Linked DNA regions of Mus musculus: all the other regions are linked to region 1. Evidence: chromatin loops called from intact Hi-C (ENCODE). Cell type or tissue: left cerebral cortex. All regions are shown on one strand.

Region 1 (8,000 bases):
CACACATTTAGAGTTCTAAGGCACACTACAGATCCTGTCAAAGAGCCAGAGGATGCTCTGAAACACAAGGACTTCACAATGTTCTTTTCTGTGAGGGGCACAGAACCTTTGCAAATGTTCTGCAAACCTCACAAAAGTAGAGCTGAAAAATCCTTCAATAAACTTCTAGAGTCTCTCAATTCCATCTTGGATGGTCACCCTTTGAGTACTGAGTGGCCAACTACTTGAAATCAAGCTTTGACTGAGGTTCCAAGGGCTTAGAAACAGCCCAAGGCATAGGGACTCAGGGATTGTATTTCAGAACTGGTCAGCCAGCAGCTAGCTTAATGAGCACAAAGGAAGAGAGGGCCACATGAAAGAATTGCCATGTTTGCTGGGTTTTGTGTATTTTTTCTTTTAACTGTAGCTGCTTGGCAACTCTCCTAGATCACAGCTTTGGAAACGAAATTCATCTCCCTAATGGAAAAGAGCTAACAGAGATCCCACTGATGGCTACTAACCAACTCTGCAAGAGGCTGTGGGTTTCACCCTACACAAGAAACTACCAAATTGACTTCCGGCGTGGGGCTTAAGCCAGGTATGTTTGCTCAGATGGAAAAGATACTACAATACAAGAGGAATCATATTTCTTCCTGGCCATATGGAAGCACTGAGTGGAAAATGCATAATTAAGCTTTCTTCTTCACTGCCTGCTCTTCACAGGAGGTTATAAATAAGCCCTAGAAAGCCGAGTGCTGCTGTTCTAGAGGAAGCAAGTGATTGTCTCATCAGTTAGCTTGAAGAGAAGGTCATACCAGAAATAATCGTTTTGAGAAATAACTTGGCTTTCTGGCTATGATCTCACCCTGCCTTGGATTATTTTTGCTTATTTCCCCTTTCATTACAAATTGTACTGTTTATTTTATTCTGTGCATATGTACTCGGAGTAAAATTAGGTCAATTTAATTTTCTCCTCCAGTTTGTTTCCAAAATGATGAGTTTTTCTTTTCTTCTTTTGTTTGTTGAGACCGGGTCTTTCAATGTAGTCCTGCTGTCTTAGAACAAGCTATGTTAAGTAGGCTGGCCTCGAACTCACAGAGATCCACCTGCCAAGTACTGGGTCTAAAGGCATGACCCACCATGGCCAGCAATGGTAGTTTTCTTAAATCAAACACATGCCAAAATGTTTTTGTTTGTATTATATTGGTCCATTTTAAATTTAAGCGATCCACATGGGGGTTCTTAACCAAGGGCACCCTACCTTGTAGGGACTCTTGCTTTAGCCACTGAGAACCCATCAGAAACCAGGTTCTATTGCGAGTGCTTGGGATAGAAAGATGACCACATGATGGTATAAAAGTCCTTATAGCTTACAGCAACAACATCAGTGTTTAATATCTGATACCATAGAGAAGTGATGTACTAAATAGACCTAAGACCTTATCGTTACAGGTGGCCGTCAAAGTCACATTCCACCTCGTGCCCTCTTTTCTCATGGACCAGGAAAATGTCAGAGGAAGCACCTCAGACTACAGAGGGGACACAAGCTGCTGGGGTCAATCCAATTAGGTTGCTGCTGTTCAAGGACATTTACTCTCCAGAGCAGCATGCACACTCTCAGGCTCTCTGGCTGTGCATGCTGGCTCCCAGATCACTTGGTTTTGTTTGCTTTTAATTACTCACCTGCTAAGATCGCCAGTTTGCTTGTTTTTTGTTTCTCTTTATGGGGATTAAAAATGGATTTTCCTGGTTTTGTATGTGTTTTAAAATAATAACAAGAAGAATTATTTCAAGTAGTTATGAGAATAGAATTACATAAATGCAATTAAAAGGAGCTAAAAAATTTTTAATATCTTCTTATCTTCCCAATGTCAGGTTAATTTCTTTAGAACTTAAAAGGTACAAAGCATGCATAATGTTGAAGAAAGGGCATCAAAATAGGCAGATGATACTACCTCTCTCCAGCTGGGTGGCACGTATAGGATAGCTCCATGTAAGTTCGCTCCTTCCTTTTAAAATCTTTTTATAAAATCTTGTGCTAAAAAAAATGTGTTTTTAGGTCAAGTCCAAAATTGTCTAAAGAAGTTGCTTGACTGACTCCTTAGTCTCCACTTCCTTACATTGAGATAACACGATCAAGTTATTTTTCAAGATTCACTTCTTTTTATTTTTATGTGTCTGTGCGTTTTACCTACATAAGTGTTTGTGTACCAGGTGCATACAGTGCTCAGACAAGAAAGGGGCATTGGATCCCCTAGAACTTGAGTTACAGACGGTTGTGAGCTCCTGTACTGGGAATCTAATGCAGCTACTCTAGAAGAGCAGCCAGTGCTCATAACCTCTGAGCTATAACCCCAGTCCTTACAATCACTGCTAAAGAGTACACCACTCACTGAGAAAGAATAAGAAGACAAAGGAGACTCTTGGTCTCTGAGTTTCCATGAAACACCCCGGAAGACACCAAGCCTGGAGTGGGCAGGGCCATTGGGAACAGGAAGGCCATGCCTTGTGTTAGCTGTGCATGTATCCATGCAATCTCCTAGACTTATGAAACAAAATAAGCATAAATTACAAGTAGCTGTGAAGAAAGAAAATCACAGTGAATAATATCAACTCCCCAAATTTTATAGAACATAAAACTTTTTTGACACCACAAAATAATCTGAAGAACTGTCAGCATTTCTAAAGCAAAGCATTTGATGAAGTTGGGCAAGAACGGTCTCAAAATAACACAGGATCCATAAACTCTGGCTAAATGTCACAGGGTAAGTGCTAGAATTGATGTCACAATGCAAGCTGTATTAAGTGGCCTCTACTCAAGATAACAGAAAGGCAAAAGACAGCAGGGAGAACTCAGTGTGGGAGAATCTGGACAATTGTTCTGACTCTCCTACTGTCTGTCATTGTGGAACTTAATCACACCTCCTCAGAGCAGATGCGGGGAGGACAACCTTATGAAGTACACAGACAGTCTTTAACACTCTGCAAGTGTGTGTGTGTATGTGTGTGTGTAGTTGTGTTACACATAAGAGGCAAGAACCATCTATTTTACCATTTCTCAAAACATTCTGACAAACACTGTGGAATTAAACAAAAGGCGATATAGTTTGGCTTGCTAACAAGCTCATACTTGGCAAGGTTTAGAGAGGAGACATAACTCAGTGACCTCTGCAAAAGCAGATACGGCCCTCACTAAATTTTGTTACCATTCTGCACGGCAGAGACCAAGAGATACATACATGCAGACACAGATTCTGTCTACACAGAGCTCACAGCTGAACAGACAGTGTCACGGAATATTCCAGATCCCAGCGCGCAGGTGAGGAAGCTGAACCTGGCCAGAACAGGATCAGAAAGGGCTTTTTTATGCTATTAAAACAAAACAACAACAAAAGTCATCTAGGGATCTAACCGATCTTCAGTTAAAATATCACTGGACACTCAGTGTGGAGCAGCCTGGGAGTGAATGTGAAAGGAGTCACAACACAAACCGGAAGGAGTGGGAGCTTTAAACTACAGCCACAATAGGCAAGCAACAACAGAAGTTTAAACTCATGGCAGGTCACTGAGAACAGAAGGGAGTGGAGAGCACGATTCTATATTTAGGCATGAAGGGAGCAGGCCTGGTGGGTGGATGGAACATGACTGCAGGTGCTGAGACCAATCTCCTAAAAAAAATATTCATCAATTTATAGTTATATCATACAAGGAGCCTTACCACCAGTGTGCATTCATTCCCACTGTCCTGCCAAGTGCAGTTAGACCTTCATAAATGCCTGCATAATTAATCTACCAACTCCCCAAAACACAGTCAGTCATTCTCTGAGAGTTATTGGCTTTGGACTTCTCCAATGAACAGCAAATATTTGGAAATGTATATTACTTTTAAAAAACAGATGAAATGTGCAAAAGAAGGATCTTTTGTTTTTGTGTTGTTGTTGTTTTGGCTTTTGGATTGGTTTGGGGAGACAGGAGTCTCACTATGTAGCACTGGCTGCCCAGAAACTGTTTATGGAGACCAGGATAGCCTGAAAATTAAGTAGATCTGCCTTCTCTGCCCCACCTTGGGTTAAAGGTGTTTGCCACATGCCTGACACAGTCATTTCTTAAACTAAAAAATGCTTGCTTCCATCAGGGAGGAAACACATGGACATAACCTGAAAGAACCTTCATTTTCTAAATTAAAATATGGACCCCACTTAAAACTGTTAGGTATATTACTCTCCCTGAGAGTCTAGGATAAGAAACCCTGAACCCTTCACAAAGGTGCAATGGCAAGAAACTCCATCTGATTCCATGTATTCTGCTGTGTTAAATTTCCCAGTCTCCTGCTTATTATACCTTAGTCTTCCTTGGAACAGGAAAAAACTGCCTTCAGACACACCTCATCTTGCAAAAGGCGATGCAAAAGATAGTTCTCCAACATATATGGATTCACCAGAAAAGGCATCAATTCTAAAATACAGCATAATGATACGACAAATTATATTGTGGTGTGACAGAATAGATGGGCCGAGCATCTGAACCAGCTATTTAGAATTGCTCCTTTTCAGAACAGTATTGACCAGTATGATTCCATCCATCCACAGGCTAAAGTACTCATTGCCCAAGTGAACAAAGTTATGTGCTGTCGTTAAATGTTAACACGCCTTCCCAACAGCAAGAAAGAAATCCTGAAGGTCTGGTCTGCTGCTCTGCCTTTGTACTCCTGCTGGGTAATGTACACATAAGAAAAGAGACAGGTTCTGGAAAGCCACCTCTCTGGGCAGCAAGGGCAGCACATCTGTATCCACTGGGCAGGTGTTGACTCTCTAGGTTCTTGTTACCAGAGAATCGCCATGGATTTCTCCTTCTCTTTAGGTCAGCATTACACCTAAAGGAGAATGAATTTTAAAGACAATCACCTTCCTCTTCCTTCACCTACCTGCCTCTGAGGGACAGTGGGTTCTTTAAGAACCCTTGTCACTGTGCTCAGAACAGGAATGTGATCCTCCTCTTCTATTAGCCCTGCTCTAAAGGCACAGAGAATTCAAGTCCCACCAACATGACAATTTTGCATCCTGCAGTATACGGACTCCCTCAAACAATGTCCCGTGGGAAGGGTGGAACAGCAGACTTCTTAGCAGATATTTTTAGAAGTATAGACTTAAAAATAAGACCAGGGCTTCATTGAAGGCAGGCAGTGGGTCTGCCCTGTCCACTTTTGTATCTCAGCAACCTACAAGCCCAACGGCACATGGTGGGTGCTCCCTAAGTAGCAGCAGCAATAGTAGTAATGGTTGTTGTTGTCTCCTGTTGTTTTTGGTTTTGAGAAAGTAAGGCCCTGGCTAGCCTTGACCTCTCAGAGATCTACCTACCTCTGCCTCCTATGTGGTGGGATTAAAGGTTTGTGCCACCATGCCTGGTCCTCATCAAGAATTTTTAAAAAAAATAAAACATGCTACTTCAATGTGGACAAACTTGAATTTTCCATCCATAATGAAAATATGAGAAAAAGTGTTGGAAAGAAAATTCCATAAAAGCTGGTCCAAGCTTAGATCAGCATACATTTCATTTTGAAACTCTAAATAATTATGATATATTTCAGTGTTTGTGAGAATTGTATTTCTTTAGTTTGGGAAACTGATTAATCATAAAATCTGCTCCCTCATTGGTGGTAGCAAAAACTTCAGAAGACCTGAAGCACACTTCTCTCCCACAGACGAAGGGGAACCCCCAAGAAATCCTAGCTCCACCAAACTCTGTAAATATTAAGAGGATGGCTTGGGCCTCTGTGGAAGACAATAAAATACAAAAGGAAAGAAAAATGATGGAAGTAGTGACTGTCCCCAAGATAGGCAAAGTTTAAAGGGCCTCAAAAAAAAAAAAAAAAGAAAAGAAAAGAAAAAAGAAATAAAAACCCTCTGATGGTTATATGCAAACATCCTTCCGACATTCAGAGCATAAATCATCTCTCAGAGGCCTCCTTGCAGGGTCCTAGTTAATCATTTGGCCATAGTAAACACTAAAAGCAATCAATCTCACAGGCTTTGGAATTTGTAGAAATGCTTGCTGCCCTTACAAGCTAGTTTCTGCAGTTCAAATACTTTTAAGCTTTTCCTTTAGTAGCTAAAAGTTAACTAAAGTGATACACCTTATCTTCAACCATCAGAAAGACTCTTCAACTTAACAAAGTAAAGGTAGACTGCTTAAAAAAAGGGGGAGGGGGCCAGTAGGAAGGTGTTTCCTGTTTGAAATTATGTGTAAAACAGACTCTTCATAGCACCTAAACTCTCTCTACAGACAAAGAAAAGACATAATGCCTTGGTTGAAAAGAAATGCCATCTGGTCAACCTCATAGCCTGTAGTCTATGAAGACACCTAGCTGCTGAAATTGTTGATGAAAACCAACCAGATCCCTAGCACTGCCAAAACCTGCAGTTCCCACACCATTTTCTCCCTTCTGTGTACTGGAGGTGATAAAGACAGTTCTTTTGAAAAACAAGTCCCTCCTGTATAAAAAGTTTGAAGACTACTATCTTTTCTAAAGTTTAGCCTGGTCGCTTGAAGGCAGGCTAAACCTGACATTTCTGTGTCCTTGGAGAGTTTGTGCATTCTTCCTAAGATGGGTTTTAGAAGCTCTGGGACCTACCTCCTGTCCAGGAAGGCACTCAGAGCTGCTGGAATGAAGTCCTGCGCTAACCTGACTTGAAAAGAAAGTGAACAGCAGCACTGACCTTGAAAATTCTGACAGGGAAGCATCTTGATTTTCTGCTTCATTATGTCCAATCTACAGATTCACCACTGACAGTACCCACTTGCTTGTCCACGCTCCGCTGCTTCCTGGAGCCACCACGGTAGCTCTGACATTGGCAAACATACAAACACATACCATCTCTCATAGGCCAAGAGGGTATAGGGAGGTGCAGGTAGTGACAGATGTATTCCTATGCTTTCACTGGCTTGCCTTCCCTAGGTTAGAAAAAGCAGCCCTCTAGGCAACACACACTTAAGTGAGCAGCGCCTATAAGGATAGGAAGGATGCTGCCTACCTGAGGAAGAGAGGAATATCCATAAGAAAATGGAATAAAAACAAGACACCCATTTGTAGAATGGAACACCTAGACATTTGTAAAAACAAACAAGCACAAAACAAACAAACAAACAAAAAACAATGGCTCAGCTATACGTCATGATGAAAACCACTATGGAATGAAAAACTAAGGCACAGAGCTGCCTCGCATGCACAGGGAACAAGATGTCCAGGTGTACCTGAGCCTCTACAGAGTGAGGAGAATGGCCATAAAAGAAACTGTTTAGAAAGCACTGTGTATCCTATCTTCACAGCTGGACTTCTTTGCTCTGTCTGGTAGCAGCACAGTGGGCTTATAGAAAACAGAAATGCAAACACCTCAGAAACAAGTTAAGATGGAGAAGGGGAGAGACCAGATCTGAAGTTTGAAGCCCCACCACACATCTACAGATAAGGGGCCGATGAGTTAAAGCATGCCACTCACTGTGGGATTTTCTGATCTTTGGGCACTGCCCCAATTCTGCCACTGCCAGGATTATGCTGTTACTGGGCCAGTGCAGGATGCCAAAGCAAAAAAAGGCAATAGAATTCCAAATCTGTATCTTCATTCAGCACAGAAGGAAAAAGGGAAATATTGAAAAGCACCCCAAACTCCCAAAAGCATGAATTACATTCTTGGATGGTAAGTTTTCAAAACAAGACTATTTCTCACACCCATTAGTTCCAAATTTAAAACAAAAATGTTTTATGTGTAGGGAGCTGGGGTCTTCTACTGCCAGTCAGAGGGATGTCACCTGGATTTTGCTGGTGTGTGCCTTCCTTGAATTTCACAGGACTTTATGAAACCCTGTGCATTCATAGGCACTATGATTTATTACGGCAAATGTTCAAAAGAGGGTGGATCCCAACGAAGACATTACCTGCCCTAAGAGTTCAATTACCTGGGCAAGTTATTGTGTCTCTGTGACCATGATCCTCAAGTTAACAGCTGCGATCAACAAAATCTTCC
Region 2 (8,000 bases), 130 kb before region 1:
ATAGTGAACAGGGCAGTGGGTTTCCAGTCACTTATAGCCTGAAGAGCTACACCTGATTCTTATTCTGGTCATTAGCTTTGAGACCCAAGGTAATATCTGCCTCTAACTCTCTGCTTCTTCATCTGAACTTGAGGATGATATCTATCTAGCAAAGTCATTGCTAGAACGCAGCCTTGAGTGCTGACCAAGCAGTTACTCTGAACCTTCTCATCTGGGTGTGAATCAGTGTTCGTTATAACCAATTACCATGAACTCCAGTTTGAAACAACCCAAATCTATTTTCTTTCAGCATTAGAGGTAGGAAGTTCTAAAAATCAACGTCTAAAATCTAAGAAACAGGACTGCATTTCTTCGGAGAAACTCAAGAGAACGTATCCCCTTGATGTTTCCCAAATTCTGCCTGCTCAAGCCAGGGGATTCTTCCTGTGTCATCCCATCACCCTGACGTCTGCATCCATCCTTCTGTGCCTTTTCTGCTTCTGCCTTGCTGCCTCATGCTGCCTCATTATCACTGAGATACACCTCATTCTCCAGGGCATTGTCCCCATCTCCAGATTACATCTTGGGGGTCATATTCTGTTTAGCCTGGGAGTTATGTTTATCACCATTTCACAAGTCAGAGATTGAAAGGCAGATGGGATGGGTTAATCTGTGCTTTTGTCACATGTCCACATCTCTTGGAGGTTGATCTCTTTCTGCCTGGCACAAGGAGGATGGATTGGGCTGGCTATCATGACCGTATGACCATGAAAAGTAGACTGGACAGTGATCAATTCACCTTTAAGCCCGTGACATCAAAACAAAGGTGGGTCTGCTTGGGCTAGCATGGGTCTCTGCTCCATTATACTAGGGAAGTGGTCTGGGATGAATGATATTTGAGACTTAGGGAGATGTCCCAACTGGACTTGATTCCCCTCTCCACATAGCTGTGAGTCTTAAGCAGGGGGCTGGGTCAGGATAGACTGAATAGTCCGAGTCTAACAAGCCATCAGGGCCATTAGAGGAGATCCCACTTGTTTAAAACAATACATAAATGCCTAAGGTGAAGTGAATGTCAGAAGTCCTGCACATACTCAATGAGCAAAAGATGCATTAGTTATCAGTGCTAGGATCTGAACACAGAGGGAGATAAAGGGGGCATCCCAGCCCAGCATGGCACTTACCAACGCAGGTCCCCTGCCTGTTGTAGAAGCCATTGCCACAGGTGTTCTCACAGCTGCTATCTCTCAGCACTTGCAGTGGGTCTCTGCAGGCCATACAGTGCTTCTCTGTGGGACCCCAGCAACCTGCACAGGACTCATGACAGACTGTAGAAAAGCACCAAAGTCAGTGACCCAGCCTGTCACAGAAGAGACTATCTGTCTCTCACACTCCAAGATTAAGAATCTACAGGAAGATATAAGCTGGTTCCAGGGCTCCTGAAATGCTAGGTTTGACCCTAAAAGAAATAAACACCATGTCCCTCAAAGAGAGAGGCAGGGAGGGGGAAGGGGAGGGGGAGGGGGAGGGGAGGGGAGGGGGAGGGGGAGGGAGAGGGAGAGAGGGAGAGGGAGAGGGAGAGAAAGAGAGAGAGAGAGAGAGAGAGAGAGAGAGCGAGAGCAAGACAATCTCTGAGAGTCAGAAGTACTACTTTAGTGAGCTTTTGCTAAGGGCTAAGGGCTCTGAAACAGGAAATTGATGGCTTTAAAGTAATGGGAGTCACGGGAAAGGAAATCATAATTTTCTGGGCAAAGATGGTCTGACTAATGAAATGCCATGGCTTTCATTCCTTGCCCTGTCTGCCCTAATCACTACAGTATGTGCAGGCTCCGGAGGCTCCTTCCACCTCCACTAGCTTCTTAAGAATGAGTTGAGGGGTAACATCATTGGCTACCCTTGATTGATACATTCAATTTTATCTCTCTCCTTTTCCTCCTCCCATCTCCCTATCACTCCCTACCACTCCCTACCACAGTGCCCCTCCATCTTCCCTCACAAGTCTTGTCTCTTCTCCCCCACATCACTGGTCCACATTGTATCCCCAGGACTCCCAAAGTTTACACTTCTTTCATGCTTTCTGAGTCTATGTGGAGGCTGTTCCCAGAAAAGAGGTAGTCTCTAAAGATTTTGTTGTCTTCTTTCTCTTCTAGCATTTTCTCTTTTATAATCATTTGTGTATCTTCTTTACTTTAGCCCTTCTGCAAAAGGAGGCTTGCCCTTCACAGCAGAACACTGTGCGACTTGGTTAGCTGCTTGTTTTGATACCCCTACTGTGATTTGGTTAACACATCGTCCTCGTTTTTATAGCATTTCCTTCACAATGGAGTACAATCTATTTTCCAGAAGCATTGATTCTGATCAACAAAATTGGCGGAGAAAATGAATGCATTTGCTGCCTACAAGTGATTGGGTAATCATACCTTAGCGATTTAATTAAGTATTTGTTTAGGAGCAGAAGAAAAGATACCTACATCGCAAACTTCAGAATCTAATCCCCCTCTCAGTTCTAAATTGCACAAGAAAGTCTTAATTTCAGACATTTTTTTCTCTCTGGTGGATTTAAAGATAATTACTAATTGCATTAATAGCCAGGAATACTGCAGTAGAGGGACAGGGGTGGGGGACGGGGGTGGGACCCACTTTAGTAGAGCTGAAAGAGGGTGAGCATCCAGCTATGGGGGGGGGGGGCAACCAGAGACAATCTCAAGCAATGTCTTTGGAGGTGGAACATAGAGTGTGGGAAACTGGGTCTACCCTTGTGTTTATAGCTTCTGGGCCTCTGTAGTACATAGTAGGACAACTTGTGGCCTTGGACATCATTGCACAGAAGTGGGATTTTTTTCCCCTAATTGTATTGTGAAGTGATGGAAGGATCATGCAAGAGTGATACAAGATGTGATTTAAATTTGCAAAACTCTCATGAGTGTCCTGGAGAAAGGAGGTGAGTTTGTATAGGTTATCAAGGCTACCACTATGCAGTGTATCCTGTGGTCCAGTTGAAAGATTGCAGTGGCTTAGGCTAGGGGATAGGAAGAGAGAGAATGAGCAAAATTCTCTGTGTTGTTATCAAGTTCTGTCTTAACACTGTATGCTTCATGCAGACCTTCCTACCTTGTTGACTGTGTCTGAGCACACTGGTTGTGTTTTCCAGACATCTCCTGAGTGACTTCATTCATACTTAACTCCTTCATCTATATTTTATAAAGGTCACACACAAATCCTCATCATACTTACAGTGAGACTCTGATACTATATCACAACTGTGAATGGAAGCAAGGACCATTTCCGAAACAATTCTACCCTATACACAAGAAATGCCACTCAGTGACCCTTGATTACTGACTGTAGCCATCACCTGAAATATCTCTCATCTTTCATGAAGTTTTCTCTTCATTCTGAATTGATACAAAGACATTACCTAACACATCCATCAAACACAAAGCCCAGCATCTTTTCCAAGATGGCCTGTCAAGTAGCTCTACTAACCTACATAAGAAGCTGCTGCTACATTCCAGATGCTGTGCTGTGGAGGCCTATGAGGCCTTCCTACCTAGACCCACATAAGCCACATTGCCTGAGGCCTAGACCAAAAAATAGATGATATATTGCATCCATTGAATTCACTGGAGTACTACAAAAATTCCACTGGGTAGTGCCAAGGGAAAGATTATTTAGAAAGTAAGAGTACAAAGATCCCACAGGTCAGAGCATAGCATTCACATGGCCTTGGCCCTCATGTTATAGAAGACTTGTAGCAAGTATCCTGATTGGTGGGATTTTCTTTTCAACGGATTGATAACTGATATGGAAGAGTCCAGTCCACTGGGGATAATGTCACCTCTGAATAGGTAGTCCTGAGATATATAAGAAAGAAAGCTGATAGGTGCAACATTATGAACTAACCAGTACTCCGGAGCTCTTGACTCTAGCTGCATATATATATCAAAAGATGGCCTAGTCGGCCATCACTGGAAAGAGAGGCCCATTGGACTTGCAAACTTTATATGCCCCAGTACAGGGGAACTCCAGGGCCAAAAAATGGGAATGGGTGGGTAGAGGAGTGGGGGGGCGGGAAGGGTGTGGGGGACTTTTGGAATAGCATTGGAAATGTAATTGAGGAAAATACGTATATAAAAAAAAAAAGAATAGCCAAATGGCCCCTTCTAAAAAAAAAGAAAGAAAGAAAGAAAGAAAGAAAGAAAGAAAGAAAGAAAGAAAGCTGAGCAAGCCAACGACTGTCAGCCAGTAAACAGCCTTCCTCCATCTCCTCTGCTTCAGTTCCTGCCTTCAGGTTCCTGCCTTGAGTTGCTGCCCTGACTTCCCTCGGTGGGCTCAGACTAGATACATAAGCAAAATAAACTCCATTCTTCCTCAAGCTGCATTTGGTCATGGTGCTTTACCACTGCCGTAGAAACCCAAGACAGCAGGGCAGTGGGAGGATGAATTTCACTGGCAGAGTTCCCTGCAGCAGTTTGTCCTAACTACTCCAATATTATCTTCCTCCTTCAAGGAGCAGTCACTTCCCAAGTGGGGACCGAGCTTTAGTTATTTTAAGCCCCTAGTGCTCACACTGGTGTCTAGCGCTCATCAAATGTGTGCTAAATGAGAACACACAGGTTTTTATTCATTACAGGAAAACCATGCCACCAGCCACCTTTTGCATAGAAACGGCAAAGGTACGAGCTTTTAAATGCCCTAACATTGAGGATATAAAATTTACTTTCTAAATGCTAAAAACTCAGGTGTGTTTTTGATGATGAATACACATGATACACTGATACCTACTATTAAGTGTAACAGTGATCCCTGCTGGCCCTCCTCACTTCTCCATATCAAAGGAACTGCATCTTTGGTGGCCAGGCATAGTGTCACACTGAGCTGTCATTCCTTGGTATGACACACACCTGCTGTGATTTACAACTGATTCCTAATTTCCAGCACTGAAAGTATGCAACTCCCTGCTATCTCCTCTTGCAGGCTTGGTTTACATGTGGCTTGTACTCCACTTGGGTTATTAAGAAGAGGAAAAGGTCACTGGCTCGCTGACTTTTCAGCCTGATGTTGCTTAGTGATGCATTTCAGATCATTGAGGGTAGGAATTGTATATTGTGAATATTACAGTAATAAATTTTTGAAAGGGTGAACGAGGCAAAGTTGTCTTCTTATCTCACACACAGTAGATCATTTATCTGGAAGGCCCATGACTTTTCTGGGGCATAATAGGGCATGTGTTGGTTCGTCAAACAATTCATTTCAAAAAATGAAAAGAATGGATAAATGTCCTTCTTTTTGCCAGCTTTATAAGGAAACTCTATTCTAAAGATAAAAACTTCTTTTGTTCTTGCTAAAATAGAAGTAGAAGATTTTTAGAAACTTTTCAACCTATGCTTCTCTAGGAATAAATTGCAGATCTCCTTGAGAGTTAAAAGCCCTTCCTGCAGGCAACTTCTTGTTTCTAGCAAACCTTTCCAGATGGTAGGCAGGGGGTCAGATGCTCATAGGCTCAGGCTTGGGAACTGCAGTTTTGCTCCGGGAAAGAAAATCACCCTTGGCTGGCCTTTTCCACCCTCTCTTAAGGTGTCAGAACCTGTATACCATCTTTGATCATCATTGAAGCCAGGTTCAAATTCTAAGTTCACCATAATACTCTGACTGGCAACCACAAGGCACCAGCCCTAGCTGCATCCCTAAGCAGGTGTGCCACACACTGAGTGAGTTCTCCTGCTCTGTCTTTTATCCATTTTATGGCAAGGTTACATTTCACAAGGACTAGGAAGACCTTGATGTGGATTATTGTCAGGAGCTAGTGGTTTGTTTTTTTTCTCCGTGTGTGTGTGTGTGTGTGTGTGTGTGTGTGTGTGTGTGTGTGTGTGTGTATGTGGTGCATGTGTGTGCATGTGTGAGTGTATATCTCCATACAAACTCATGGAGACCAGAGGAGGACATTGTGTATCCTGCTCTATCACTCTTTACCTTATTAGTTTAATACAGGGTCTTTCACTGAACCTGGAGCTAGGCTGAAGGCCAGGATGTCACCGTCATCCCCCTGTTTTTCTCCGCACATCCACAGATCTGGAATTATAAGCTCATGAACAACTATGCCTGGCTTTTTACATGACTGCTAGGGATTTAAATTTCAATCCTCATGTCTACACATTGAGCATCTTTACAACAAGCCACTTCCCCAAGCTCCAGTGGCTGTATTTTTCAACAAGATACCCTCTGTTTTGTACTTTCATTGTGTTTCTTCTTTTGAGACAAGAGCTCTAGCTCAAACTGGATGTAAACACCCTTGTCAGCTGACCTTGAACTTCAGGCCCCCAAGTTCCTGACCCATAGACGTAAAGCACTGCCACACTTAGTCCATGCAGAGCTAGAGATGGAAGTCAGGGCCTTACTCATGTTCTCTAAGCATCCACTGAGCTATATCCTAGCCCTGTAGGAAGCTCTTGTTGGATAAAAATTTGTTCCTATCTTAAATTCAAGTTCACAGTTCCTTCATTTTCTTTCCCATTTGGTGAGAATAATGTGTGTTGTATTTAATTCTCAAGATACAATGAGATGACAGATTTGGAGAGGCCAACTGTATTCATGTGATCACTGGCTTCAGGGAGACCTGGCAGCTCCTGTCTCTGCTCTGGTCAAAAGCAAAGAAATTTTCACTGAGAGACAGAAGATGGGAAAGAGTCCTGGAGAAGCAGGCTCTCTTGAAAGAAAGGACAAAAATGGAGCCTTGAGGTGTATGTCAGCTGCTGTACAAAGGGGACCCCACCTTTCCCAGGTGCCTCAAGCTCCACACTCTTTTCTTGCAATCTTCCCCCAAGCAACAAGAGCCCCTTGGAAAACCACAGGAAATTGCATGGTGAGTCTCAGATGTCCAGAAGGTCCTTTCTATCCTACTATCTCTCCCTCAGCCCTCAGGTTCCCAAGAGTCTAAGGCTCGCTGCCTAAAAACTCAACATCACACTTATCTGACCCTTATACACCAATCTTAAGATCTTTCCCAGGCTGGGTTTCTACCTTTCACCCATCTCTCTTTCCAGCTTACGAATGCAGACCCCTGAATAAGAACATCTGATTTCCAGGTGTTTTGAAAATGCACAGGTATTTGACAGGGTTCATAAAAACACCAAACAGGTGAAAAGTCCTATGGCCTCACAAATAGCTAAAGATATGCAAACAAAACAGACAAGCACTATCTAGGCAGGGTGGATTAGACTTATATAAGCAACACATATTGGATCTTAGACATGTTGCTTACTGAGGAAATAAGAGAAGGAAGGAAATATCCACCCAAAATTTTTCTGAATTGTAACATGTACCTAGAGCAATGAAAGCATACACACCCCAAAACATGCACCAGATCACATTACAACAGTCACTCTGGAGCTAGGGAAATGGCTCAGTTAGCAAAGTGCTTGCCTTACAATCATGAGGGTCTGCATTGATCCCCAGAATACAAGTAAAAATGGTAGACATGTTGGGGTGTACTGGGAATCCCAGAGCTAGCGGAACCCCTGGGGTTCTCTGTTTAGACAGTCGATTTGATGAGCTCTAGGCTAATGAGGAACCTGTCTCAAAGGACGTGGACAGTGTTCCTGAAGATCACAATCAGGATTCTCTATTGGTCTCTACATGCATGTTTATACACGCACACATGCAAATGAACATGCATGCAAGGACATGGAAAACAATGCCATCATTACTTAGTAGGAAGATGGGAAGGAGAGGACTAGCAATAAGGTAGAACAAAGGGAATGAACTGAGTGGTGGACAGAGAAAGAAACAAGAAAAGAACCTGACCCAGCGCAGTTACCGGAAGTGAGCCATGAAGACTCTTTCAGACTGATTCTTATGATCCAGAAATAAGATTTTTTTTTAAGTTTCCATTTTGCATGAGTCATACAAGCAGGTTGAAGCTGCATTGGGGTACCATGTGCGAACAAAGGCATGACAAGGAGGCACTCCCGTGCATTTCTGGAAGAGTGAATATCAACACTGCTGTTTGAAAGCGAGTCGCA
Region 3 (8,000 bases), 77 kb after region 1:
AATTTAAAAAAACTGAATCATCTTTTCAGACTATTAATCTCTTAATAACTAAACAATTGGATATCTGTGGCATATTCGGGTTTTCTCTGAACTCATAGATAAAATTGTGTGCATTTATCATGTATTTTTAAGTGTGTGCAACCTTTAAAATAATCTAAGAAATTTCAGCTTCGAGGATAAAGCAATAGTTACCCTTTGGAGAAAGATCATCTTCCCATACAGTCATATAAGGTAGCTTTCCAAGAAATGTTCATCATAAAGTAGTGACATTGTCATGTGAACATCATAGTGTAATGACACAAACTCAGACACCAACACAGACCCGGGTAGTATCACCTAGAGCCAGCACATACACTGTCTGTCACATCATTACAGGGTATATCACTATAGTCTTAGCTCCTGTCTCCATAATGTTGTCTTGCAAAATAAGCTTCTTTTCAATGCTCGTTAGGTCATCCAGCACCTTACGAAATAAGCAAGCAGCCATAGCAAAGCCCATTTTGGAAGTCTGGTCAGAACCTATAAACTCACAGCAACACGAAAATACCCAGCAGCCTCGAGAATGGCCTTACATTTGTGCTTGTTTAAGCCAAGCATCTGGGACAGACCTAAGTCAAACAATATGTGGCTGATAAATTCCATCATTAGAAAAAGAAACAACTCAATTTGGGTTACTCCATGATGTGCAATTCCAAAAGAAATAAGCTTCGCCCTCTGAGGGCTTCCCTAAAACAAACCGTGCAACCCAGAAGGCAGCTGCCTATGTGAGCCTCCATTAACACACTTTCCAAAACCTCAGTCCTACTCTCCAGAGAGAATAAAGCATTCCAGTACGATGCCCAGTCCCATTAAACATTTATCATCACCCAAAGCCAGACGAGGCCTTCCAGAGCAAGCATATTTCTCCCACACTATGGCAGGCTGCACACCCACCAACAGACGAAGCTGTGATGTTTTCTGGCAGGGGGTGCTGGGAGCATCTCCTGGCACAAGAAAGGCAGAGAGGTCTTTATTCTGTCCAGTTACTTCACAGGGAAAACACAGTCACTCACTCTGCTTGTTCTTAAGGGGTTCTAGAACCACCCTGTGGGCCCATGGTTTGAACTTGATGGACTTAAGAAAAACTATAGCTTTAGATGAACCGTTAGAAATGGTAGAGATCTAGAAGGAGAAATGGGCTTTCTTTACAGGAAAACTAGGGGGCAGGGGGACAGTTGGAGCGGGAGTTCTCAAGCTAAGGCAATCTCTAGTTTCAGGGCATGAACTATGTCTGAGACACCAGGATCTTAACTTCTACAGTGGGGCATATTGCCACTACACACACAGAGCACCATGATAAGCCTATATCCCGAGACTGGGCTGTTCTCCCTGGCTGCTTGGTTTATTTCTTCTGAGTCACATATGCAGAATGTTACCTGGATAAAATAAAAGCCCCAGGGGGCTTCTTTTCTGAAGTCTCTTGGAGAATATAATGTACTCCTTTCTGAAGCTCCCATAAAAAGCTCAATATTTTTAGGGAAACTTTGAGATATAATGTGGAACATACTTCCATCCAAAACTATTTGCCACAGAGATAGTAACTGGTAACTGGGTCAATTAAAATCCAACAGCCACAAAATGTCAGATTTTTGTAGAGAAGTTTCCTCCTTGATGAAAACTTTGCATGTTCAGGGGAACTTTGGATGTTTACAACGAGGAAGTAAACTCAAAATAGCTTCAGGAAGTCCCTGAAGCTAACCAGATTCACTAGGTCCCTTCCACTCCCCCCACCCTGAGAGTATATAACGATTAAAGGCTGATGAGAGTCACTCTCAGAGGAGTCCAGTTGCAAACAAGAAGTTCACGAAGTTGAACTTTGATGGTATCCTACTTTGATCTATCATGGACTCCTATTTGGGGTGAATAGCTATACATGTATGTGTTACGTCTTCCCATGAAAAGTCTGCCACACAACAGACACACAGGTCAGAAGAAATCATGGCACATAGAGTCATTAGATAAGATATGTAAAGAGCAGTGTGTCCTAGTTAGGGTTACTATTGCTCTGATGAGACATCTGGAGGCAGAAACATCTGGAAGCAGAAGCTGATGCAAAGGTCACAAAGAGGTGCTGCTCACTGGCTTGCTCAGCCTGCTTTCTTATAGAACCTAGGACCACCAGCCAAGGGATGGCACCACTCACAATGGGATGGGCCTTCCCCCATCAATCACTAATTAAGAAAATGCTTTACAGCTGCATCTTATGAAGGTATTTTTTTTCTCCGTTGGGTTCCCTCCTTTCAGATAACTCTAGCTTGTTTCAAGTTGACATAAAAGTAGCCAGTATACAGGGTATTCCAAAAAGATGACTCATTAGGATCAAGCAGCCACAAGTTGGCATTTAAATGTTCAAACTTTATGTTAATATAATTCAGCATATGGCTGGGCACACTGTGGAATAGTTAAAATAGAATCATTTCTAGACTGGCAGGATGGCTCATGTCCTGATGACTGTCAGCTAGGATGCAGATCAATTAATAGAATAGTAAAACAAAAACTGGCCAACTGCTTCTGAGCCACCATAAGATTTGGCATGAGGCTCCAGCTTGGCCGGTGGCAGTCCCTCTCCTCCTCTGAGCCCATGTAGTGGAGTGTTTTATGGCTACTCGTGCCTGAGTAATATTGAGTGAGGTTGCCACCCAAATCCATAACGGTGATTATGGATGGCTGTGTCCCTACTCCAGGATGTCTATGAGGAAGCCGATACACAAAATCTAATCCCAGAAGGGAGTGGGAAAGCAGTATATTAGAAACAAGAACCTATGATAATACATCATGTATCTGTTTCTACTTGCAGGGTATGATGAAAACCAAAGCGTGTAAAGTTGCGGTCAGTATCAATCAACTGGAGCCTGTAAAAATCTCAATCCTGAGAGACCCAAGAAGGACCACAAGTCCTCACAGCTCTTCTGCTCTTTCACCGGTATTATAAATTTGGGGATATGTAAATACCTTTGAAGACCAATCAGACATGCAAGGAATGTTTTGCTTGTTCCCGAAGATGTAAGAAGTCCCAAGTCCCACCAAGGCTAACATGACCTAGGAGCTCTCAATAAAGGTTTACAGAATGAAAGATGGAGGGGAGGGCTGCTTGTCCAGCCAATGCAGTCCTTCTCCAATGCTGAGCTTCAAGCACAGAATGCCTCACCAAAGGAACTCTCTGGCCAAACACAGAACCAAAACTACTGATGTATCTGAAAATAAAACAAAGTCTCCATCAAATGAGCCTCTCCACTGTAATCTGTTAATAATGGGCATAGGAGAAACTAGAGCGATGTGAAGGCTTAGCTGAAGTCATGGGGTAGGGGGCAGTAGTAGTAGACCCAATCTAGGGCTCAGGTCTCCAACAGTATTTCCCAAGTCCATACCCGGCGTCTATCTGGTTTAAACCCGCATAATTTCTACATGTGAGCACCACTCAAGATGAGTCTCCAGAAAATGCTGTTCCGGTTTCCCGGATTCAGAAAGCAGCCATGCTTGAAGCTTCCCTGTGACTTTTTGATTTTATTAAGCCCTCAAATCACAGTTTATCAGCTTAGCAATCTTGAGGCAATATACGATAACACTACCATCAACCTGGTTATAAAAATTCATCTTTCTCTTGATACTTAAGATAAAATTTAGAACCCGAAAGTCTCAGCACAACCTTTTTTTTTTCCTTGCCTTTCTGGGTGTTGAACTCAGGGCCTTGGGCAAAAGCTCTACTACTGATCACTGATCTATAGCTCTCACCCCTGATCTCTCTATATATATCTGTCTATCTCTCTCTCCCGCCCTCTCTCTCATAATTACAAAGCATATTTAAAGCTATCACGACATAATACCTCCCTCATCTAGTTAGATGGTTCATTCAAGGTCAGCTAGTTCATCACAGAGGCTGATCTATTTAAGTTAATTGAAAAGAATGTTATTTGGCATTCCCTCTTCTGATTGGTGCTCTCGAGAACTCAGAGTGCCAAGAGCCAGGGTGGAGACAGAGGAGTTGCTGGAGCTGCTCTCAGAGTCACTAAAGTCGCTGTAGGAAGAATTCATTGGAGTACTGCACTCCCTGTTGTTCACAAAGAAGAAAACAGTGAGTTCTCCCATGAGCTGGCAGGCTGAAATGTGATGATATGGCCCGTCCAGCAAAGCATATGTAGATGCCTGGTTTAAAAAGTGTTCCCTGGGTGAATAACAACACTTAAGGGAATCTCTAAAGTTCACAAGTTTTCCGTCTCAATCTCTTTGCAAAGAGAGCCTTGACTGGCTCAAAGGAACAGCCTAATCAGAGGACAGCTGATTCGTATGTGTACGACCATCATCACACAAGTAAACAAATTAAATGAGATATGGTGTGTAAACTACTCGGCATAGCACGGGGAATAATATGTGATCCGTAGCTGGGTTCATTCACTCAGAGCCAAGCATCTAGGTTTGGTTGGGAGTTCTCGGACCTTTTGCAATCTAGGACCTAATTTGTGAGCAGATGCAGAATGCTCTGAAAGTGAGTAAAGAAAATAGATGCAAAGTTCTCCACCTTGTAAGGACACACACACTTCAGTGTGAGCGCACTTCAGACACTTTGCCAGCTATATCTACCAGCCCTCCAAAGAGCATACCCCATAGCCTCTTAATAATAATGGCTTTTGTCATTTCAAGAGATTTGCTTCTGAGAAACAGCATCGCTCCAACTGCCCCCTGGTGAGCAATCCAGGAGTGATAGCATAGTCTCTGTGTTGTTGGGATATAATTTTTAAATAAGAAACTGCCACCAAGTGTAACTGTAATTTTTCTGAGCTCTAAGTTGAAGTTTGAGGCGCCCGGGCTGACTCTCCCATCTGGTTAATTACTATAATTAAACCTTACAAGGTTGGGGTTTTTTTTGTATGCAAAAACCATGCACACACACACACACACACACACACACACAATTCTTTTAAAACAGGTTGTCCATAGTTTGAAAAACTCTGCACAGCTCCCCAGGCGTGTTTTTCCTGGAAATAGTATCTTTCTGACATAATTCCCACGACAGTGTGAGAAGGTGGTGCCTAAACCTGTGGGGAAAGTCCACGAGTGGACTTCCAAGGCCAGGCTGCTTGCTATGAGAAAAAAATGGTAAGGAAGAGAGGTGCCACTGGTCTGAAGACTGGAAGCCCACCTGAGATTTTACCCTCCTGAATCTCCAGTTGCCCCCTTTCAGCACCTATGATGCAGGAAAAGCGACACGTGCACGCCACTGCCTATATGATTTGCGACTGGGCAGGTGAACTCTTCCTGCAGCTGGATGAATAATGAATGGAGCCGGGAGTGGAAGCAGAAAGTCCAGAGCCCAGCCGTGGATGAAGTTGTCTCTCTCCCAGCCTGCCACCTTCCCCCTCTGCAAATGCTAACCCAGCCACTGTCCCCGCGGCTCTGAGCAGGTGGGAGCTCTCAGCGCGCCTAGGGGCGCGGGGGGGGGGGCGGGGCGGGGGGAAGCAGCACCAGACTCAACATGTCACACACACACACACACCCCTCATCAGATTTACTGATGTATTATCTGAGCTGAGATTACGAAAGCTATCCTGATGACAACACTCAAGTCTCCTTTCTCTCCCCAAGCTCTTGAAGAAGTGGACTGGAACACCCCCCCCCCCCCCGCGCGCGCGCGCAATGAAAACCTAGGGAGAAGAGAAGTGCATACATGCTCTTTGACCACTTTTTGTTCCTTGAGAAGCAGGCAGCCTCGTGCTCTCGCTCCCGAGTAAAATTTATTTCATTACAACTGAAATCTCAACATCCAGAATACTACTTATAAAATCTTAAGTGGTCTTTAAGGGGAGGGGGGGCGAGTTACTGGGGCGAGGAAAGCAAAATAGAACAGTGGAGCTTGGGTGAGGATTTTATTCCACAAAAGTGAGAGCAACTGCTCGCTTCTCACCTAGGTTCCGAGTAGTTGCTTTTCCTTGAGGAGTAGGGTAGAAGTGGAAGGAAGATTCATCCGGGTTCAGAAATATCACCTCAAAAGGCCACCCACCCGCAAAAAGCAAAGAGGAGGCCGTGGCCGGGCTGAGGTTTGACCGCAAGAGAAACCAGGAGTGGGGATTTCAGCTGAAAAGGAAATCCACTCCGTGTCCACCTATCGCCTCAAATCAAAACTTCCACCCAACAACCCACAGCACTAAACCCGGCTGAGTGTCTTAAACTGCACAGTCGAACTCACACGGGGTTCCGCTCTTTTTTACCTTCACAATTAGGCAATACTGCAAATTCCGCCAGCGCTAGGGCCACCCCGAGCCACGCTTTGAGGACACCCATCGCCGCCGCGGCACTCTCGCAGGAAGATCCCAGCCTTCAGCATCCAAGAACCTGCTCTCTGCCAAACCTCAGGCTGTGGCGCCGGCGCCGGGAACCGGGACGCACAGACACTGGGGAAGCGCTGGCTGCTGGGCCGGGAGCCGAGGTTGGCCGGGTGGACCGCAGAAGGATGCGGCCGACAGTAACACTCAGTCAGCCCCGAGGCTCACTGGGTTCTCCAGCAGAGCGGCCACCAACGTGAGCCGAGGCTGCGAGGAGGAGGCAAAGCTCAGATCGCCGCCAAGACTAGCAGGAAAGTTGCAGGTCAGCGGCTGCTGGGATTCCGCAGCATTGCCTCGGGCTAGACCAGTTCCTCCGGAGGTCCCCAACTGGCGAGCTGCAGGAGCAGGTTCCTCCTCGGCAGCTTTTCAAAGTTCTCTCGGCACGCCCCCGTCTGTCCGTGTAGCATCGGCCGAGGCGGGTCCCCGCGAACACGCCGGGCCGGGCTACAGCAGCGCTCGGGGAGCTGGGCGGTGCAGGGCCGCTGGTTGCAAACTTTGTGCGGCCCTGCAGGAGCTCCGGGACTCGGGGGCGCTGCAGCCGCACCGCACCACGCCGCCCGGCTGCTGCAGGCGCTTCCAGAGCTCCGCGCGGAAGGCGGCGCGGGGGGCGCTGCTGCCACTTTCTCGCGCCCGCCCCTCGCCGAGAGGAGGAGGGCAGAGGGGCGCGGCTTGCTCCACACCGACGCCCACCTCCCCGCACCGTGCACCCCGAGCTGCGCTGCAGGGCGGAGGTGCGATTACCCAAGTGGAGGTGGAGCCATAATTGTAGATGCAAGGAGGAAAGAGAGAGGCTGGAAAAGACCCCTCCGAACTCAATGCTCCCCAGATGAGGGGCCTGGAAACGCACAGGATAAGTCCCCGAGTGGATCCTCGCATTTAAAGCACGCACGCTCCGCCTTCCTCAGCCTCTCTCGCCTCCTTCCTCTCTCCTTTGCTGGGTGTGAAAATGGACTCAGAGACTACGAGCTTTGGCAAAGATTCCAGAGAGTCACGTGGGGAAGGGGAGCCGCGGTGAGGGGGTGGGGGAAGGCGAGAGAGCAACCTGATCCCCTTATTCATCCTGCAGGAGTTGCATTGGCTTTGTCTGAGGCGGGATCAAAAGTGGTCACACCGAGGGCGGGTGGAAACAGGAGGTTAGGTCTCCATTCAGACACTGTTGAGGGTACCACAGGAGAGGCTAGTTGGGGACAGGGTGCTCACACCCAAGTCCTAACTGCTACTTCTCCACCTCTCGTCATGCCCACTGCTGCTGAACACAGAGCCTGAAGCAGAGCTGACTGGCCATCTTCGCATTTTGGACCCTCAGGGGTTTTCCCTGCAACCTAGCAGTCTTGGGGCACGTGTGTTCTAGGTTGAGATTCCCACGGTGAGTGCACCTTTACAGCTTCCTAAAAGATGAAAACACCACACAGTCTGGGTGAGTCCAGCTGCGCCTCCAAATGTCAAAGACTGGGAAGCCAATGTCAGGGCAAAAGCATCCTGGTGTGCACACTGGAGGTAGTTGAGGGATAGGGTGGGGTCTGGTTTCCAGCCAGTACTGAGTGATAGCTATTTTTAGAGGACTAAATAAAAATAGCTGGTCCAGGTTTGATCATTTTGTAACTGGGGATGGTTACACGGGAGAGATACAGACTGGGTTTCGAA

What was found. Peaks named below come from ENCODE experiments on the same cell type or tissue, not always from the same donor. Only the 100,000 strongest peaks of a DNase experiment are listed, where the experiment ranks them.
Region 2: it touches region 1 in a loop (7-fold over the local background); 2 of 42 quality-filtered maps call a loop at or near these places.
Region 3: it touches region 1 in a loop (4-fold over the local background); 3 of 42 quality-filtered maps call a loop at or near these places.

Annotation. Positions count from the first base shown.
Region 1 is chr5:96,450,205-96,458,204 of GRCm38, reverse strand. All of the region lies in intron 2 of Fras1 (Fraser extracellular matrix complex subunit 1), which reads right to left. Gm33050 (a long non-coding RNA gene) reads left to right here. Exons shown (of 3, transcript XR_389343.2): 2 at 427-8,000. Among named protein-coding and RNA genes, the nearest start is that of Gm33050, 5.2 kb to the left of the region's middle. In left cerebral cortex, no CTCF peak of the experiment used is centred here; DNase peaks (open chromatin) are centred at 2,273, 2,902, 3,199, 3,519 and 3 more places; H3K27ac peaks cover 2,760 bases.
Region 2 is chr5:96,581,386-96,589,385 of GRCm38, reverse strand. Fras1 (Fraser extracellular matrix complex subunit 1) reads right to left here. Exons shown (of 74, transcript NM_175473.3): 15 at 1,164-1,307. Among named protein-coding and RNA genes, the nearest start is that of Gm52781, 120 kb to the left of the region's middle. In left cerebral cortex, a CTCF peak has its summit at 4,536; a DNase peak (open chromatin) is centred at 4,453.
Region 3 is chr5:96,373,128-96,381,127 of GRCm38, reverse strand. Fras1 (Fraser extracellular matrix complex subunit 1) reads right to left here and starts at 7,173. Exons shown (of 74, transcript NM_175473.3): 1 at 6,243-7,173. The coding sequence starts at 6,315. In left cerebral cortex, CTCF peaks have their summits at 4,730 (motif pointing left), 6,730 and 6,929; DNase peaks (open chromatin) are centred at 6,415, 6,700, 7,028, 7,245 and 4 more places; H3K4me3 peaks cover 3,081 bases; H3K27ac peaks cover 1,460 bases.